Regions from separate parts of the Homo sapiens genome. Here all the other regions are linked to region 1. Evidence: read pairs that join two places in POLR2A ChIA-PET (ENCODE). Cell type or tissue: GM12878. All regions are shown on one strand.

Region 1 (4,000 bases):
TGGGGACACCTGTGGGCGGAACATCTCGGGGGTGCCCCTGGCATGGAGTGAGTAGAGGCCAGGGACACCGCTCAGCACCCTGCAGTGCCCAGGACGCCCCTTGCCCCCCAAGAGAATGAATGATCTGGGCCAGAATGTCCAAAAAGCAGACTTTGCTATTTGACTGAGGCAGGGCTAGGACCAGGATGAGTGTACTTGAGAGTGAGGTCCTTTTTTTTTTTCTTCTTTTTTTGAGATGGAGTTTCATTCTTGTCGCCCAGGCTGGAGTGCAATGGTGTGATCTCGGCTCACCGCAACCTCTGCCTCCTGGGTTCAAGCGATTCTCCTGCCTCAGCCTCCTGAGCAGCTGGTATTACAGGCACCCACCACCACGCCCGGCTAATTTTGTAGTTTTAGTAGAGACGGGGTTTATCCATGTTGGTCAGGCTGGTCGCGAACTCCCGACCTCAGATGATCTGCCCGCCTCGGCCTCCCAAAGTGCTGGGATTACAGGTGTGAGCCCGCCCGGCCGAGAGTGAGGTCCTTTTTTCAGGTGTCAAACTTAAGAGGGGCCAGGCGTGGTGGCTCACACCTGTAATCCCAGCACTTTGGGAGGCCCAGGAGGGCAGACTGCTGGAGCCCAGAAGTTCAAGACCAGTCTGGGTAACATGGTGAAACCCCATCTCTATGAAAAACAAAAATTAGCCGGGCGTGGTGGCACACGCTTTTCATCCCGGATACTCGAGAAGCTGAGGTGGGCAGATTGCTTGAGCCTGGGAGGTCGAGGCTTCAGTGAGCCGAAGTCACACCACTGCGCTCCAGCGTGGGTGACAGAGTAAGAACCCTGTCTCAAAAAAAAATAAAAAAGCTAAGGGGATGCCAAATACCTAAGTCATCAGGATAAACACTATTTTGATGCAATCTACTTTTATTTTTTGAGATGGAGTCTCCCTCTGTCGCCCAGGGTGGAATGCGATGGCGCTAACTGAAGAATCTTGCTCTAAAACCTCCTGTGGCTCCCTAGTGCCCTCCAGGTAAAATCCCAGCTCCTCAGCCCAGCAGCACGTGCTGCCATCGTGTCCCGGCCAGAAGCCACACTGCAGAGTGCTCAAAGGCCCAAGGTCAAGATCAAAGGCCTGGGATAACATCGTGGTTCTGCCCCCTACCCACTTGGCCAAGTCACTTCACTTCTCTGTGACTCACTTTCCCCATTTTTTTTCGTTTTCTTTTTTTTTATTTTTTATTTTTGGAGACAGAGTCTCATTCTGTCGCCCAGGCTGGAGTGCAGTGGCACGATCTCGGCTCACTGAAACCTCCGCCTTCCGGGTTCAAGCGCTTCTCCTGCCTCAGCCTCCAGAGTAGCTGGGATTACAGGCGCCCACCACCACGCCTTAATTTTTGTATTTTTAGTAGAGACGGGGTTTCGCCATGTTGGCCAGGCTAGTATCAAACTCCTGATCCTCAAGTGATCTGCTTGCCTCGGCCTCCTAAAGTGCTGGGATGACAGGCCTGAGCCACCCTGCCGGCCTGTTTTCCCCCCATCTCTAAAATGGGTGTGACAACTGTACCTAAAGGTTAAAGTGCTTAAGGCAGCCCCTGGTGCGGAGCAAAAACATACAGACCTGTGTGGCTTGGTTGATTATTTATAGTGTGGGCCACCATTCTGGGCTGCCTTCTATGCAGAAAAAAAACCTATTTTCTAAAAACGATGATTTCACAATGACTCTCTCCTTCACAGGCCTAGGTCCCTGTGGGTGGCCCAGCCCTCACCTCACCGTGCTCAAGGTATCTGTGTCCAGTTCTGCTTCCCCTGACAGTGTGGGGGCTTCGAAAATGGGGCTGTTTGGTCACTGGGCGGGCACACTGATACCGGAAGGCGCCTGCCTAAATAAACACTGGCAGGTGGCCTCCCAGGAGAGGGGGTGTCTGGTCCCCACGGCAGTGGGGGTGGGGTGGCAGGGGTGCTAGCGGCAGGACTGGCTTCAGGGGCAGTCTAGGAACGCAGTCTCTCAGGGCCCTGCAGGAAAAACAAGGGTGTTGCGGTTGGTTGAAGGCTTGGCTGTTACTAAGTAGTATTAATCTCTGTTTCTTTGTTTCTTTTTTTTTTGAGACAGAGTTTCGCTCTTGTCGCCCAGGCTGGAGTGCAGTGGCACAATCTTGGCTCACCGCAACCTCCACCTCCCAGGTTCAAGCAATTCTCCTGCCTCAGCCTCCCAAGTGGCTAGGATTACAGGCGTGAGCCACCATGCCAGGCTAATTTTGTATTTTTAGTAGAGACGGAGTTTCTCCATGTTGGTCAGGCTGGTCTCAAGCTCCTCACCTCAGGTGATCCGCCTGCCTCGGCCTCCCAAAGCGCTGAGATTACAGGTGTGAGCCACCACACCCGGCCACCAAGTAGTAGTAATCTTAAAAATCCAAAATCCTAATCCTTTCTAGCCTCATCTTTTTTTTTTTTTTTTTTTTGAGACAGAGTCTCACTCTGTCACCCAGGCTGGAGTACAGTGGCGCGATCTTGGCTCACTGCAACCACCACCTCCCAGCTTCCAGCGATTCTCCTGCCTCAGCCTCCAAGTAGCTGGAATTAGAGGCGCCCGCCAAAACACCCCGGTAATTTTTGTATTTGTAGTAGTGACGAGGTTTCACCATGTTGGCCAGGCTGGTCTCGAACTCCTGAGCTTGTGATCCACTGGCCTCGGCTTCCCAAAGTGCTGGGACTACAGGCATGAGCCACTGCTCCCGGCTTACAAAAAATGTTAAAATTAGCTGGGCATGGTGGTGCACTCCTGTAGTCCCAGCTACTCAGGATGCTGAGGTCGGAGGATCACTTGAGCCCAGGAGTGGGAGGCTGCAGTGAGCTATGATTGCACCACTGCACTCTAGCCTATGCAACAGAGGACTGTGTCTGAAAAAATTTTTTTAGGCCGGGTGTGGTGGCTCGCGCCTGTAATCCCAGGACTTTGGGAGGCCGAGGCAGGCAGATCACGAGGTCAGGAGATCGAGACCATCCTGGCTAACACAGTGAAACTCCGTCTCTACTAAAAATACAAAAAATTAGCCGGGCGTGGTGGTGGGCGCCTGTAGCCCCAGCTACTCGGGAGGCTGAGGCAGGAGAATGGCATAAACCCGGGAGGTGGAGCTTGCAGTGAGCCGAGATGGCACCACTGCACTCCAGCCTGGGCCACACAGTGAGACTCCACCTCAAAAAAAAAATTTTTTTTTAATAAAAATATTAAAACACTGCTTTAAAGATTATTAATCTTGATCACTGAAGGCTATCACCCTTACCTGCCAAGGTAAGGAGCCTGGGGTTCCAAGTCTATTTTACAGATGGGAACACCCAAGGCCCAAATCAATTGCATTCATTCAAGGGAGCAGGCTGCCTAGTGGATGACGATGATGAAGAGACTGTGTTTCGCACCTGCCAAAGGGGGACCTTAATGTCATAGCCTTATTTCAGTAGCCTCTTTGGGACCTGTTCTCTGCGTGGCAGAGAGAGGGATCCTTTAATAACCGCCACCAGGTCCCATCCCTCCTCTTCCCACGGCTCTCCAGGATTCCCACCTCACTCAGAGCAAAAGCCCAAGTCCAGGGCCAGGCGCAGTGGCTCACACCTGTAATCCCTGCACTCTGGGAGGTGGAGGCGGGAGGATCACCTGATGTCAGGATTTCAAGACCAGTCTGGCCAATATGGTGAAACCTGTCTCTACTAAATATACAAAAATTAGCCAGGCGTGGTGATGCGCACCTGTAATCCCAGCTACTCAGGAGGCAGAGGCAGGAGAATCACTTGAATCCGGGTGGCAGAGGCTGCAGTCAGCCAACATCACATCACTGCACTCCAGCCTGGGCAACAGAGTGAGACTCCATCTCAAAAACAAACAAACAGCTGATCACGGTGGCTCACGCCTGTAATCCCAGCACTTTGGGAGGCCGAGGCGGGCAGATCATCTGAGGTCGGGAGTTCAAGACCAGCCTGACCAACATGGAGAAACCCCGTCTCTACTAAAACTCCAAAATTAGC
Region 2 (4,000 bases), 1.4 Mb after region 1:
GAGGGCCAGCACCCCCCAGGCCAGGTGAGGAAGGCCCCGGTCCTCACCCCCTCACCGCCTCCGTAGTTTCAGAGCTACTGCACCTTTAAAATCATGTGCCAAAATTAGCAGCTCTGCTGTCATTAATATGCAAAAATGCAAATCAGGAACTGATTAAGCCCCAGCCCCAGAGGATGTTTCTACAGTGATGAATTCTATTGTCTGCGAGGGTGGTGGGTGGATGTGCTGGCGAGGGGGGATCAGGGGTGTAGATCCCGGAAGGGAGGGTCCTTGGGGGGAGTCCCAGCTCCGCCCCCCTAGTGCACACACAGCCCCTCCCAGCTGCCCTCCCCAGGACCAGTGGGTACGGGCAACTGGGCCAGGTTCCCTGTGTGACGGGGGAGTGTGGCTGGGGGTGGCCCGGGGAGGGACTCTCAGGGCCCTCACCCTGCCTGCTCCTAACCCGGGGAGGGACTCTCAGGGCCCTCACCCTGCCTGCTCCTCCACCCGGGATTCCCCTGGCCTCTGCCTGCAGAGTTTCAAATGCCTGTAAGGCGATTCCTTCGAAATTCTCCTTCCCCATCTGGCTGGGAGCCCCGACGGGCTGAGACCTCTGCCCTGTGGTTCCCCAGAGCACCGCTCTGAGAGGGCTCTGCAAACACCCTGCATGTGGGGAAATGCAGGCTCACAGGGGGAGCGATGCGCACAGGGTCCCCAGCCCGTGAGAGGGTCCTGGGCTCCTCCCGGTGGGTAGAGACCTTCATGCCAGCACAGAGGTGCTGGCTGACGCAGGGGTGCAGGCAGCAGGGAGTGGGGTGGAGCGGGAGGTCTGGAAGAGAGGGTGCAGCAGTGTAACCAGCCCCTGTCCGGGCCAGTCAGGGGAGTCCCCAGTGTGAAGGGGAAGGAGAGAGAGGCAGAGACAGAGGGAGACAGAGAGGCAGAGAGAGACAGAGAAAAAGACAAGAGATAGGAACAGAAAGAGAAGGAGACAGAGAAGCAGAGAAGGAGACAGAGAAGAACAGAAACAGACAAAGAGACAGAGAGATAGAGATACAGAGAGGCAGAGAGAGAGACAGGCAGAGAAACAGAGAGACAGAGAGGCAGAGAGACAGGCAGAGAGAGACAGAAAGAGATAAAGAGAAACAGAGAGACAACGAGAGAGATGGAGACAGAGAGAGATGGAGACACACACAGACACAGAGAGACTGACAGAGACAGAGGGACAGAAAGAGATACGCAGAGACAGAAAGAAACAGAGACAGAGACAAAAAGACAGACAGAGATGGGGAAGAGAAAGAGACAGAGACAGGGAGGCTGACACAGAGAGAGCACAGAGAAAGAAGACAGAGAGAAACAGACAGAAAGAGACAGAGACAGAGAGACAAAGACAGAGATGGAGACCAACCGAGAAAGGCTGAGGGGGACTCAGAAGGGGACCCAGAGGCAGCGTGAGCCGACCCAGCGCCCTCCCTCTGCACAGGCTCCAGCTGGCCTGGGGCCAGCCACCAGCTGCTGCCTCCCGCCCACCCTCCCCCACTGCCAGAGCCCCAGCTGCCACCGCCACACACACGGCCACCCTTTGGCGGCCCCACCAGCTGCCCCGGGACCCCACGGCGCCCTGGGCCAGGAGGAAATACCTTCGCCTGGGCCGGGGCTCCCAGATGCCTGTCAGGCCGCCCTCTTCGGAGCCTCAGTTTCCTCACCTGTAAGATGGGGAACCCCCCAACTTAGCCTGTGCATTTATGGAGCACCTACTGTGTGTCAGGCCCCAGATGGATGCTGGAGGTGTGGGGCGGCCAGGCTGGGCCCGGGGCTCCCCTTACAGAGCCAGGCAAGCCCCACAGGCGCAAGGGGGAGAAACAGGGGCCTGAGAGTGGGAGGAACGATAAACTGATGATACACCGGCAAAGGGGCCTGAGAGTGGGGAGGAACGGCTCCCGGCCGAGGGACATCCTGGGCACAGACCCTGAGGTCACAGGGAGAAAACGGTGTCCAAGCAGCAGCGAGGAGGTGGCCAGCGCAGCTGGAGGGAGGTGGGCAGAGGGGGCTCGGGAGGCCGGACATGGAGGGCAGTGGAGTCCTCCGAGACAAAATAAAGCTCAGGGTCGGCCGGGCACGGCGGCTCACGCCTGTAATCCCAGCACTTTGGGAGGCCGAGGCGAGCAGATCACGAGGTCAGGAGATCGAGACCATCCTGGCTAACATGGTGAAACCCCATCTCTACTAAAAATACAAAAAATTAGCCAGGCGTGGTGTCAGGCGCCTGTAGTCCCAGCTACTCGGGAGGCTGAGGCAGGAGAATGGCATGAACCCGGGAGGCGGAGCTTGCAGTGAGCTAAGATGGCACCGCTGCACTCCAGCCTGGGCGACAGAGCGAGACTCCGTCTCAAAAAAAAAAAAAAAAAAAAAGTTCAGGGTCAGCCAGGCCAGGGCGTTCCCACCTGGGATCCCAGTGCTGTGGGAGACTGAAGTGGAGGATTCCTTGAGGCCAGGAGTTTGAGACCAGCCTGGGCAACACAGCAAGACCCCCCTCTACACAAAAAATAAAAATCAGCAGGGTGTGGTCAGGTGCAGTGGCTCACGCCTGTAATCCCAGCACTTTGGGAGGCCGAGACAGGTGGATCACGAGGTCAGGATATCGAGACCATCCTGGCTAACACGGTGAAACCCCGTCTCTACTAAAAATACAAACAATTAGCCAGGCATGGTGGTGAGCGCCTGTAGTCCCAGCTACTCGGGAGGCTGAGGCAGGAGAATGGCGTGAACCCGGGAGGCGGAGCTTGCAGTGAGCTAAGATGGCGCCACTGCACTCCAGCCTGGGCGACAGAGCAAGAACTTGTCTCAAAATAATAATAACGAATAAGGAGAAGAAGGAAGAAGGAGGAGGAGGAGAGGCCGGGCGCGGTGGCTCACGCCTGTAATCCCAGCACTTTGGGAGGCCAAGGAGGGCAGATCACCCGAGGTCAGGAGTTCGAGACCAGCCTGACCAACATGGAGAAACCCCGTCTCTACTAAAAATACAAAATTAGCCGGGCGTGGTGGCAGGTGCCTGTAATCCCAGCTGCTCGGGAGACTGAGGCAGGAGAATTGCTTGAACCCGGGAGGCAGAGGCTGCGGTGAGCTGAAATCACGCCATTGCACTCCAGCCTGGGCAACAAGAGTGAAACTCCTTCTCAAAAAAAAAAAAAAAAAAAAAAGAGGAGGAAGAGGAGGAAGAGAAGGAAGGGAGAAGTAGGGCCCGGCCAGGTGCAGGGCACATGCTTCCCGCCCCTCTCCAGTTTGCTGTGTCCCCTGGATTCCTCCCGTGCCCCTGGGCCTGCCCTGACTCAGCCCTAGCTGCAGGCTCCTGTACCCAGTTCTGTATCCCGTCTCAGCCCAGGTCTCCCTGACAGGGTCAGGTTCAGGGTCAGGACAGGAGTGAGGAGTGGCTGGTGAATTTCTTGTCTGTCTCTGCCCAGTGTGCAGACTGTATGCGTGAGGTACATACCGGCCACGGACCGGCCGGAGACCCGGGGTTCTGCCCTGCCCTGCAGGTAGCTGAGGTTACGAGGGGGCCATGCCCCCACCCAGACAGCCGGGGTGATAAGGAGGCCAGGCCTGATGGAGCAGGAGCTGGGGGGGACTAACAAGAGTCTGAAGCAAATAGAAAACCTGAGACCAAGCTTCAGGGGGTGGCTCCGGGGGGTCACATGACCCAGTATCTCCCGGGCAGCCCTTGGGGCCGTCCCTGGCCTCTGGAAAGGGGCCTCCCCTTCTCACACCCCTGCCACCTGCTGGGAGACCCAGAGGCCCAGCCTCTGCTAGGGGCCTCAGCAGCAGAGAGCACCTGCTCCTTCCCGGGCAGGACTGCCCTGTAGGGCTGTCTGGGACCAAGTCACTTTTGCCATCCTGAGTCCTTTCCTCTATTGAAAAAAAAAAGTAAAATTGAGACTAGAATTGTTATTATTAATTTATTATTATTATTATTTGAGACGGAGTCTCACTCTGTCACCTAGGCTGGAGTGCAGTGGCACGATCTCGG
Region 3 (4,000 bases), 170 kb after region 1:
AATCGCTTGAACCCGGGAGGCGGAGGTTGCAGTGAGCTGAGATCGCACCACTGCACTCCAGCCTGGGTGACAGAGTGAGACTCCATCTCAAAAAAAAAAAAAAATTTGGTATTCTTTCTTCTTTTTTTTTTTTTTTTTTGAGACAGAGTCTCACTCTGTCGCCCAGGCTGGAGTGCAATGGCCTGATCTCAGCTCACTGCAACCTCCGCCTCCCGGGTTCAAGTGATTCTCCTGCCTCAGCCTCCCGAGTAGCTGGGATTACAGGCGGCTGCCACCACGCCCAGCTAATTTTTGTATTTTTAGTAGAGACGGGGTTTCACCATGTTGGTCAGGCTGGTCTCGAACTCCTGACCTCGTGATCCACCTGCTTCGGCCTCCCAAAGTGCTGGGATTACAGGCGTGAGCCACAGCGCCTGGCCTGTTTGCATAATTTTTTATTCCGTGTAATGACATGATTACACAGTACTCTTTGTGAAGCAGGTTCAGTGTGCACTGGTTAGCAACTTATCTGACTCTGGTGAGAGAGAACACCCACATACAACAAGTTACATGGAACTCGTTGAGTTACATGGAATTTCATGGGTTTATTACTTACAGATAGGCAGCAAGGGACAACAGAAGCCTACAATTCATTGTGAGCTGCTCCTCCAAGGCTCAGACAGCTGCCTGGAGCAGATGGAGTCTCAAATGGAGCAGATGGAGCCTCACTTGCACTCCATATTAGGGACCCCAAAAGGCAGCCTGCCCCAGGTGATATACCTCAGGGGCAAGAGAACATGCTGGGCTAAAGCAGAACATCCTGTTCTTGCGGGGACTAGAGCAGAACCTGAGTGTTCTAGCCAGCTCCCCGCTTATCTCGGAATGTTGCATTCCCAGTACATTCTTTCTTTTTTTTTTTTTTTTTGAGATGGAGTCTGGCTCTGTCGCCCAGGCTGGAGTGCAGTGGCGCAATCTCGGCTCACTGCAAGCTCCGCCTCCCAGGTTCATGCCATTTTCCTGCCTCAGCCTCCTGAGTAGCTGGGACTACAGGCGCCCGCCACCATGCCCGGCTAATTTTTTGTATTTTTAGTAGAGACGGGGTTTCACTGTGTTAGCCAGGATGGTCTCGATCTCCTGACCTCGTGATCCGCCCGCCTCGGCCTCCCAAAGTGCTGGGAGTACAGGCGTGAGCCACCACGCCCGGCCAATTCTGTATTTTCAGTAGAGACGTGGTTTCACTATGTTGGCCAGGCTGGTCTCGAACTCCTGACCTCAGGTGATCCGCCCACCTTGGCCTCCCAAAGTGCTGGGATTACAGGCATCAGCCGCCGTGCCCGGCTGCATTCCCAGTACATTCTAGTTATTCTTGAGAGCTACAGTCAAGAGTGGGGAAGATTGGGTCAGTCTCAGGCCACCTGGAGAACTTCCCTGCACTCTTGTTTTTGCTTTGCTCATTCTCACCCCGTGGCCCCATCTGATGTCGGGGTGGTGTAAAATCATTGCTGTTCAACAGAATCATGTGGCGTGGGACGAATGCCAGGCCAGGTCCCAGTTCTCAAGGGCTGATTTTTCCTTCCATGTAAAGAGTTGAATATTGCTTACCATATATCTGGTATGGTTTTGTTTCCTATAATTCAATGAACATATATAAATTCACTTAATCTTCCAAAACTATAATGTAGATACATTTATTGTCTCCTTTTGTGGGTAACAGACTTACAGATTACAAAGCTAGCAAGTTATAAGGTAGGATCAGGATTCAGAACAAGTCTTCGTAGGCTGGGTATAGTAGCTCACGCCTGTAATCCCAGCACTTTGGGAGGCTGAGGTGGGCGGATCACTTGAGCTCAGCAGCTCAAGTCCAGCCTGGGTAACATGGAGAAACCCCATCTCTATAAAAAATACAAAAATTAGCCATGTGCAGTGGCATGTGCCTGTAGTTCCAGCTACTTGGGAGGCTGAGGCAGGAAAGTCACTTGAGCCCGGGAGTGAGCCGAGTTTGTGCTACTGCACTCCAGCCTGGGCAACAGAGAAAGACTCTGTCTCAAAAAAAAAAAAAAAAGAAAAGAAAAAAGAAAAAGAAAAAGAAAAGAAAAGAAAAGAAAAATTCCTTCTAGCCCAAAGACCATGATTTTAACCTGATCCTACTTTTTGAGCCTCTCTTATATACCAGGCATTGTAAGCTCAAAACAAAAAATTAGGCTGAAAAGTAATCAAGACACAGCAGGCTCTCAATATAGAATAAGTCCTCGCAGTTCGAGGGCGTGTATTTTTCTGGGAAAAGAGATTTTTTTTAAAAAGTAAAGATTTTAATGTAACAAGTAGAGACTTGATATAAAAAATACGGGTCTTGGGGACCAGGCGCGGTGGCTCACGCCTGTAATCCCAGCACTTTGGGGGACTGAGGTGGGCGGTTCATGAGGTCAAGAGATCGAGATCAGCCTGGCCAACATGGTGAAACCCCGTCTCTACTAAAAATACAAAAATTAGCCGGGCCTGGTGGCAGGCACCTGTAATCCCAGCTACTGGGGAGGCTGAGGCAGGAGAATCACTTGAACCCGGGAAGTGGAGGTTGCCGTCAGCCGAGATCCTGCCACTGCACTCCAGCCTGGCGACAGACCAAGATTTCGTCCGAAAAAAAAAAAAAAATGGGTCTTGGAAGAAAATAATCCACAAGGGAGATAATCGGGAAAACAGAGGGACGTATTTTGCATTTTTTCTATGGATGGTGGGGCATTGGAGAATGAGGATGTATTTATTAATTTATATTTCCATCACTCAGTATGTGTTAAGTAAACACTATCACAGGGACTGCTCAGGGTGTTTGTAAATAGTGTGGAGTGATACCCAGTCCTGCATTCATGGAGTTAACAGAGTAATAATTTCCTACAAAATAAAACTCTCATGGTCCATCTTTATTTATTGATTGATTTTTTGAGATGAAGTCTTGCTCTGTTGCCCAGACTGGAGTACAATGGCGCAATCGTGGCTCACTGCAACCTCCGCCTCCCAGGTTCAAGTGATTCTCCTGGCTCAGCCTCTTGAGTAGCTGGGATTACAGGTGCCCGCCACCACACCCGGCTAATTTTTTGTATTTTTAATAGAGATGGGGTTTCACCGTGTTAGCTAGGATGGTCTCGATCTCCTGACCTCGTGATCTGCCTGCCACGGCCTCCCAAAGTGCTGGGATTACAGGCGTGAGCCACCATGCCTGGCCGGTCCATCTTTATTTTTGCAATGCTCAAAAGCTTTAGGTAATATGATATGTACCTATGAAGTGAAAAGGTCACCAGAGTCTCACCAGTTATTCGGGCCATCAAGTGTGGCTGTTTATAGAGTCCTTTTGAATGAATTGTAAATTGTATTAAAGAGGTGGCCTTCTCAATTTGCTGCTAGTGTAGTCTGAGAGAATCTGTAGCCTAGGAAGCCACAGAGTTGCCCCTGGTTTGTAAAAGGATGTGGTCATCTGCACGGTTTTAATCCAGCATGTGCCCTTTCCTACAAGCAGAATGATAGCTGTGCAAGTTCTTGGTGATCCGGTAGATGCAAGAAGAGCTGTGGATGGTAAGGGAGAGTCTAGGAATAATGAAGGTGAGCTGCAGACACTGTGTCATTTTGAACAGCGTCCCAATTTAGTATCAAAGGATATTTGGCATTCTCAAAAATACTTTGATACTAAATTGGGACGGTGTTCAAAATCCCAAATTTTGGAAAATTTTAATGCCCTTTTATAGGAGATGGTAGTTTTTGTTTTGTTTTGTTTTTGAGACTGAGTCTCACCCTGTCACCCAGGCTGGAGTGCAGTGGCACAATCTCGGCTCACTGCAACCTCCGGAAAGGCCAGATTTTTTTCTAATGAGGCATAATGCCCAAACAGGAGCACATGCTGCTCTTCACACTCATTATTTCCATATGCTCAATTTTCCGATACATGTCACAGCAAAGCAGAAATACAACACCTTTTTGCTGAATTAAACAGCAAGTCGGCCAGGTATGGTGGCTCACGCCTGTCATCCCAGCA

The links. ChIA-PET counts read pairs that join two places held together with the same protein. Peaks named below come from ENCODE experiments on the same cell type or tissue, not always from the same donor. Only the 100,000 strongest peaks of a DNase experiment are listed, where the experiment ranks them.
Region 2: POLR2A ChIA-PET joins it to region 1 with 5 read pairs; 2 of 35 experiments call an interaction of 5 or more read pairs at or near these places.
Region 3: POLR2A ChIA-PET joins it to region 1 with 5 read pairs; 3 of 35 experiments call an interaction of 5 or more read pairs at or near these places.

Annotation. Positions count from the first base shown.
Region 1 is chr19:3,063,746-3,067,745 of GRCh38, reverse strand. LOC105372242 (a long non-coding RNA gene) reads left to right here. Exons shown (of 4, transcript XR_001754027.2): 3 at 920-1,013; 4 at 1,718-1,800. Among named protein-coding and RNA genes, the nearest start is that of TLE5, 3.3 kb to the right of the region's middle. RefSeq lists silencers at 669-877, 1,786-1,975. In GM12878, no CTCF peak of the experiment used is centred here; a DNase peak (open chromatin) is centred at 1,855; H3K4me3 peaks cover 661 bases; H3K27ac peaks cover 1,092 bases.
Region 2 is chr19:1,665,378-1,669,377 of GRCh38, reverse strand. No RefSeq gene overlaps it. Among named protein-coding and RNA genes, the nearest start is that of TCF3, 15 kb to the right of the region's middle. RefSeq lists enhancers at 1-434, 1,807-2,307 and a silencer at 1,371-1,420. In GM12878, CTCF peaks have their summits at 862 and 3,774 (motif pointing left); a DNase peak (open chromatin) is centred at 345; H3K4me3 peaks cover 1,956 bases; H3K27ac peaks cover 2,161 bases.
Region 3 is chr19:2,890,626-2,894,625 of GRCh38, reverse strand. No RefSeq gene overlaps it. Among named protein-coding and RNA genes, the nearest start is that of ZNF57, 8.3 kb to the left of the region's middle. In GM12878, no CTCF peak of the experiment used is centred here; no DNase peak of the experiment used is centred here.